Regions from separate parts of the Homo sapiens genome. Here region 2 is linked to region 1. A link is an interaction called in ENCODE POLR2A ChIA-PET data of the cell type or tissue named here. Cell type or tissue: GM12878. All regions are shown on one strand.

What was found. ChIA-PET counts read pairs that join two places held together with the same protein. Peaks named below come from ENCODE experiments on the same cell type or tissue, not always from the same donor. Only the 100,000 strongest peaks of a DNase experiment are listed, where the experiment ranks them.
Region 2: POLR2A ChIA-PET joins it to region 1 with 7 read pairs; 1 of 35 experiments calls an interaction of 5 or more read pairs at or near these places.

Annotation. Positions count from the first base shown.
Region 1 is chr1:45,051,325-45,055,324 of GRCh38, forward strand. The region is part of intron 4 of ZSWIM5 (zinc finger SWIM-type containing 5); the gene reads right to left. Among named protein-coding and RNA genes, the nearest start is that of UROD, 41 kb to the left of the region's middle. In GM12878, no CTCF peak of the experiment used is centred here; a DNase peak (open chromatin) is centred at 1,967; H3K4me3 peaks cover 687 bases; H3K27ac peaks cover 2,635 bases.
Region 2 is chr1:44,682,349-44,686,348 of GRCh38, forward strand. The region is part of intron 1 of ARMH1 (armadillo like helical domain containing 1); the gene reads left to right. Among named protein-coding and RNA genes, the nearest start is that of ARMH1, 9.6 kb to the left of the region's middle. In GM12878, no CTCF peak of the experiment used is centred here; a DNase peak (open chromatin) is centred at 2,303; H3K27ac peaks cover 1,939 bases.

The DNA of each region.
Region 1 (4,000 bases):
TCATTTTTAGATGGTAGAGAAAGTTTCCAAAGCATTATCTTTTCTTAATATAAAAAACTTGCTAAGATTTTCAGAACTGGCTTGTTTTTCCTTCCCAACACTTCCTTAAAGTAGAGTGACTATCTTATTTCAATCTGTGTGCCTGTGATATAAAGACAGATTTAGGCTTGAACTCTGAGCTCAAATCTGCAGTGTAATAAATATTTATTAAGAGCCTCCTATGTTAAGGCTCTGTGCTGGTGAATAAAGCAGACACTGTTCCTACCCTTGAGGAACTGTCTAGTGAGGGAGACAGATAAATAAACATAATTCCATTTGAATATGATAAGTATTAAGATAAAGATATGTTCAGGGTATGAAAGCAGCATAGAGGAAGGGCATTTAACACAAGGACATGGTTGGAAGCGAGGAAGTCAGAAAAGGTTTTATTTTTTTGCTTAGCTGAACTTCCTGAGCTTCATCAAATCATTCAATTGTAAAACTGAGATCATAAAAATACCTACTTTGTAGGGATATTGTGAGAATTTAATGAGATAACCTTTGTAAAGGGTCTAGCATATTACCTAGCACATAGTAGAATCTTGGTATTTGCTTATCCAAGAAAAATAATTTATTTGGACTTGGATTTTCAAACTGCTGATAACTTGTGATGCCTTAAAACCATTACTTTCTTGGGATTTTTTTTTTTTTTTGAGACAAAGTCTCGCTCTTGCCCCCCAAGCTGGAGTGAGATGGGGCGATCTTGGCTCACTGCTGCAACCTCCACCTCCTGAGTTCAAGCAATTCTCCAGCCTCAGCGCCCCCCCTCGCACCCCACCCCCAACCCTAGTAGCTGGGATTACAGGCATCCGCCACCATGCCCGGCTAATTTTTGTATTTTTAGTAGAGATGAGGTTTCACCATGTCGGCTAGGTTTGTTTAGAACTCCTGACCTCAGGTGATCCACTCGCCTTGGCCTCCCAAAGTGCTGGGATTACAGGCGTGAGCCACCATGGCTGGCTGCAGTATGTCTTAATATAAACATCCTTTAGGATGTAGTTACATCCATGGATAGAAGTACATTTGGACACTATTTCAAAGCCTCTCAAAGCCAAATAGGAATGTTTTGAAAAGCCATCTTAGCCTCAATTTCAGATATTAATTGAAGATGAAAATTAATTTCTGGCTGGGTGCTGTGGCTCACACTTATAATCCCAGCACTTTGGCAGGCCAAGGAGGGCAGATCACTTGAGCTCAGGAGTTTGAGACCAGCCTGGGCAACATGGTGAAACCCTGTCTCTCCCAAAAATACAAAAAATTAGCTGGGCATGGTGGTATGCACCCAGCTGGTCCCAGCTACTCAGGAGGCTGAGGTGGGAGGATTGTTTGAGCCCAGGAGGTGGAAGTTACAGTGAGCCGAGATCACACCACTGCACTCCAGCATGGGTGATGGGAAAAAAAAAAAAGAAAAAACCCTCATTTCTATTTTTTCAATTCAATTTTTTAAATGTACCATGAAAAAGAAACTATATTATGTGTTGGGTGCAGTGGCTCACTCCTGTAATCCTAGCCCTGTGGGAGGCTGAGGTGGGCGGATCACCTGAGGTCGGGAGTTCAAGACCAGCCTGACTGCCATGGAGAAACCCCGTCTCTACTAAAAATACAAAAAATTAGCCAGGTGTGTTGGTGCATGCCTGTAATCCCAGCTACTTGGGAGGCTGTGGTAGGAGAATCGGTTGAATCTGGGAGGCGGAGGTTGCAGTGAGCTGAGATCCCGCCATTGCACTCAAGCCTGAGCAACAAGAGTGAAACTCCGTCTCAAACAAAAAAAAAAAAAAAAAGAAAAAAGGAACTGATACTTACAACAGTGACTCTTTAGGGGATTATAGTAACATTTATTTTACAGTTTAAGAAGGGCTTTTCATCTATAGTGTAGAAACAGATTTTCATATTTAATCTTCACAGGTAAAAAAGAGGACCAAAAAAAGAAGCTACTAAATCTGGCAACTTCAGAAGAACTCTGGTGACCTTAGGAATGGCAAAATCAATAGGATAATAGGAATGGAAAACAGATTAGGTGAGATGAGAGGCTTAAGAGGTAAAGAAACAGGGTGCTAATTCTAGTCCTGGAGGAGTTCCAATTTCCTAGGCATTTTGATATTAAGAAGGGGATCCTGGCCGGGTGCGGTGGCTCATTCCTGTAATCCCAGTGCTTTGGGAGGCGGAGGCAGGTGGATTGCTTGAGGTCAGGAGTTCGAGACCAGCCTGGCCAACATGGTGAAACCCCATCTCTACTAAAAATACAAAAAATTAGCCAGGCATCATAGTGTGTGCCTATAATCCCAGTTACTCAGGTGGCCAAGGCAAGAGAATCTCTTGAGTCCAGGAGGCAAAGGTTGCAGTGAGCCAAGATTGAACTACTGCACTCCAGCCTGGGCGACAGAGCGAGACTCTGTTTCAAAAAAAAAAAAAAAAAAAAAGGATCCCTAGAAAGTGAGCACAAGTACTTTCACCTATAAGTTACAAATGAGTTTTCTGTCTTATTAATTACATCCTTATAAATTTGTTTCAATACAATTACAACCCTGAGAAAGAGACAAAGCAAAAAATCCTACTAGTTGCCTGTATAAAACATCACTCACAAGACTGTTATCAGTATCCAGAAGCATATTTTCCTACAACTTAAAAAAAAGTGTTGGCTTGGTACAGTGTCTCATGCTTGTAATACCAGTGCTTGGGGAGGCTGAGGTGGAGGATCACAAAGCCAGGAGTTTGAGATCAGCCTGGGCAACATAGTGAGACCCTACCTCTACAAAAAATTAGAATTGGCTGAGTGTGATAGCCTCTGCCTGTAATCCCAGCTACTTGGGAGGCTGAGGTGGAAGTATTTCTTGATCCCAGGAGTTTGAGTTGCAGTGAGTTATGATCACACCACTGTATTCCAGCCTAGGGGACAGTGAGATCCTGTCTCAAAGTAAATCAATAAAAATAAATTTGGCCTGGGCGTGGTGGCTCATGTCTATGGTCCCAGCACTTTGGGAGGCCGAGGCAGGTGGATCACTTGAGGTCAGGAGTTTGAGACCAGCCTGGCCAACATGGTGAAACCCTGTCTCTACAAAAGTAGAAAAATTAGCCGGGCGTGGTGGTGCGCGCCTGTAGTCTCAGCTACTTGGGAGGCTGAGGCAGAAGAATTGAGTGAACCCAGGAGGCAGAGGTTGCAGTGAGCTGAGATCGCACCACTGCACTCCAGACTGGGCAACAGAGTGAGACACTTTCTCAAAAAACAACAACAAAAAATTTTAAAAGTATCAAAAACTCAAAGCAAAGGTAGCTACTATGGAAATTAAAATTTTACGTAATTATTAAATATTAAATATAATAAAATAATAGCTATCACTGATTTCTTTTCATCAGCTAGGAATTAAGGTGTTAAGCACTTTATCTCATTCAGTCCTCTAACTCTGAGGATCAACAGGTCTTGGTTTGGATGTAAAAGAAAATAGGGAATCAAGGATAACCCTTAAATTTTCTTCTTGAGCAATGATGGAGTCTCGCTCTGTCACCGAGGCTGGAGTGCAGTGGCATGATCTCAGCTCACTGCAATGTCTGCCTCCCAGGTTCAAGCGATTCTCCTGCCTCAGCCTCCTAAGTAACTGGCATTACAGGCACCTGCCACCATGCCCGGTTAATTTTTTGTATTTTTTTTAAGATGGAGTCTCATTGTGTCGCCTAGGCTGGAGTGCAGTGGCACGGTCTTGGCTCACTGCAAGCTCGCCTCCCGGGTTCATGCCATTCTCCTGCCTCAGCCTCCCGAGTAGCTGGGACTACAGGCGCCCACCACCATGCCTGGCTAATTTTTTGTATTTTTAGTAGAGATGGGGTTTCACCGTGTCAGCCAGGATGGTCTCAATCTCCTGACCTCGTGATCCGCCTGCCTTGGCCTCCCAAAGTGCTGGGATTACAGGTGTGAGCCACTGTGCCCGGCCAGTTTTTTGTATTTTTAGTAGAGACAGGGTTTCAC
Region 2 (4,000 bases), 370 kb before region 1:
GACAGATGGCCTGACCTCAGAGGAGGAGGAAGGGTTCAGGAACAGTAGTAGGGATTTAGAGAATGGTGTTTGAGGTGTAGGATAGTGGGCAGCCCCCTTCCTGATTTAGAAGCAGCAGCAGCATGGGTTGAGGCAAGGGGTGGGGTGGGGTGTCAGGTTTCACCTGGGGCCGAATTTAGATGGAAATTCTTTGGCCTGAAATGTTTGAAGCTTTATCCTCAGGTAGTAAGGAACCACTGAAGAGTTTGAAGCAGTGAAATCTGTCAGATTTGTACTTTTAAAAATCTCACATCAAAGCCTGGCCTGGTGGCTCACACCTGTAATCCCAGTACTTTGGGAGGCCGAGGCAGGAGGATTGCTTGAGCCCAGGAGTTTGACACCAGCCTGGGCAACGAAGCAAGACCCCACCTCTACAAAAAATAAACAAATATAAAAATAAAAATTAGGTGGGCATGGTGGCATGCACCTGTAGTCCCAGCTACTCAGGAGGCTGAGGTGGGAGGATCACTCGAGCCCAGGCGATTGAGGCTGCGGTAAGTTATGATTGTGCCACTGCACTCCAGCCTGGGTGACAGAGCAAGGCCCTGTCTCAAAAATAAAAATAAAAATAAAAAATCTCACATCACTGTGGAGTTTAGGCTGGGGCAAGCCCGAAGACCAGTGGAGGCTGTTGCAGTAATCCATATGCGGAACAAGGGTGTGAAACTGAAATAGCGGCAGTGGAGGTGAAGACAGACAGACTGATCTCAGGGAAATTTAGGACATGTAATTGGCAGGAGCTGGCAACAGTTCAGATGAGGGCAAGGGAGAGGAATAAGTCAAAGACAACTTTTGGCTGACTAGGAGGGTGGTGACCCAAGCACTGAAATAGGACCAACACAGGGCAAGGGGCAGGTGTGAGTTGATGAGTTCAGTTTGGGACCTGTTGACTTGAGGAGCCTGTGACACATACCAGTGAAGAGTCTGCCGGTCACTTAAGTACATAAAGAGATCTGGAGCTCAGGTGGGAGGCCCAGACTGAGGAGACGGATTTGAGAGTCGTGCGCCTATAAATGTAATTTGAAGTGATGGGGTGAATGAGGTCACCCAGGGATTACAAAGCATGAGAAGAGAACTAAGAACGGGAAAACGACCTGCAAAGGCACTATCCTGCAATGGCAACTGAGGATTCAGAGAGTCTGGAGTAGAACCAGGGGATTCTGGGGTTAGGAAAAGAGTCATTCACAATCCATCAGAGAGACCAAGCACGCTGGGACGGTGAGCTAAACCACTAAATCTGACAACAGGAGATTATTGGTGACACCTTGGAGCACAGAGGAGAACAGGATCCATGCCCTTGGCTTAGTGGGGAAAAACCTGGACTTTGGAGTTATATGCAGATCTAAGTTCAAATCCCATTCCCATCCCTATTTGAGACCTTCAATAAATGAGCAAACCCTTCTAAACCTTAGTTTCTTCATCTGAAAGTTGTGGATAATGATGACCTCCTGAGGATCTTAAGAGGATTAAAACAAAGAATTTAGGCAGGGTGCGGTGGCTCACACCTGTAATTCCAGCACTTTGGGAGGCCAAGGTGGGAAGATAGCTTGAGGCCAGGAGTTTGAGATCAGCCTAGGCAACACAGAGAGACCCCATCTCTATAAACAAAAACAACCACAGAGAGAGAGAGAGAGTGTGTGAGTGTGTGTGCGTATGGTGTGTGGATAGCTCTTAATCAACACTCAAAAAATGTCAGTTTCTTCTCCCTGCCTTCATTCCTTCTGCCTTCACCAGGAAACACAGCTAACATCACTTTTTCCTTAGCGGTCAACAAGCTTAGATACAATTTATCCCAGCAACTGACTCTTGAAATTGACACATTTTGGTCTTTTTTCCACTGTTTTCATCTTATTAATTATTTTTAAAAATGGTAGTTAATGGGTCTTTTTTTACCCTCATCAAGCTTACTATTAAAGAAAGGTTGAGATAAATAATACATGACTGGAGGCTCTTAATTAAATATACTTAATGTCTTTTATCTCCCCCTACTTCTGAAAAACCTTAGTGACATAACCCCGCTGAAGAAATATAAAAAAGCATTCAGTCACAAAAGTTCATGGAAGGAGGCAACAGGAGATGAAAGAATTCAACAAATATTTGGAAGGCAGAAGGCAGGTGCAGGGAGGCTAACCGGCTTGAAGCAGAGGAAATTGCAAGCAACTGCCAACAAGGGGAGCTTACCAACAAGAAACCAGTCAATTCAGCCAGTTTGACCTCTAAGAGGCTTAATGCTTGAAAGCACAAATTACCACTGAAGGTCAGAAATGAGGTATGGAGCCCAACCTAGGGGGATTCACTGACCTCTGTGTGCAGAGCACTTGCCTGCACTCCAGACCCTCAACCGCCAAGAAAGAAATGACTCTAAACTTTCTTGCTGCATGAAGAGGAAGGAAGTTGGACTCTGTAGGCCTCCTTGCACAGGGACCTCAGGCAGGGCTTGAAGGGCAGGAATGAGACATAGAGTTGAAAACTGATGAGTAGAGGGAAGGTCTACACACAGCATTGTGTGAGCCCTTCCCCCACCTGACTCCCAACATGCCATGGCGAGGTGTCTGTAATAGCACCCCTGCTCTCTCACCCTCCCTGGGAAAGTAGGAAAGTCTTCTCCAGAGACCCTGATATCTCTATGAGGGTGTTAAAAAAAAACAAACAAGCTTCCACTGACTGACATTTATGAATTCCCCAGTGAGAAGACTAGTTGCCTAATAAATATCCAAACACTGAAGGATACAGTGATTTAAAGAGCCCACCAAGGGCCTACTATAGTAAATTAAAAAAGACCTTCACCAAAGCATATCATTATACAACTTCAGAAAGGTTTCAAAATCATCAGGAGTGAAAAAAATAGACAAAGGCACAGGAATCAGAATGACTTCAGATTTCTCATCAGTAACAGCAACTGGGGAGGGTGAATCTGAGGGAAGCTTTTTTTTTTTTTCGAGACAGGGTCTTGCTGTGTTGCCCAGGCTGGAGTGCAGTGGCGGGATCATAGATCACTGCAGCCCCGACCTGGTCTCATTCGATCTTCCCACCTCAGCCACCTTAGCCTCCCAAGTAGCTGAAACTACAAGTGTGTGTCACTATACCTGGCTAATTTGGGGGTGAGGGGATGGAGGTCTCACTGTGTTGCCCAGGCTGGTCTCAAACTCCTGGGCTCAAGTGATCCTCCTGCCTCAGCCTCCCAACATACTGGGATTATAGGCATGAGCCACCATACCTGGCCAGATAGCTTATTTCTTTTTTTTTCTTTTTTTTTTTTGAGACAGAGTCTCACTCTGTCACCAGGCTGGAGTGCAGTGGCACAATCTCGGCTCACTGCAACCTCCACATCCTGGGTTCAAGTGATTCTCCTGCCTCAGCCTCCTGAGTAGCTGGGACTACAGGCACGCGCCACCACGCCCAGCTAATTTTTGTATTTTTAGTAGAGACGGGGTTTCACCATGTTGGCCAGGATGGTCTTGATCTCTTGACCTCGTGATCTGCCTGCCTCGGCCTCCCAAAGTGCTAGGATTACAGGCGTGAGCCACCGCGCCCGGCCCAGATAGCTTATTTCTAACGCGGAGTTATATACCCAGCCAATCCAACATGTGGTCAAAAACAATATTTTTAGACTTTCCAGGACAAAACAAGGGAGTACACAAAGAAGGAAGAAGATGTGAGAGACAGGAAATGGGCATCCGTCAGAAAAACTCGGCAAGAGGAAATCCCAGGACAACATTTGCATACTGGCCTTAGTGAGCAACCAGTCTAAACTATAGTAGAAAGAGATCTGTGGGACAGAGGTTTCCAGGGAAAAGATGGAATTAATCAGTTACAGATTGAACATTTGGAAAAATAATCACTACATATTTGGGACATTTGGAATGAAATAGCCCTTGGTACTTCAAACCAAACAATAGGAAAAAAATGACAATTATTAACTCCAGGTAAAACCAAACTGTAAGAAAAAAATGTAATAGTA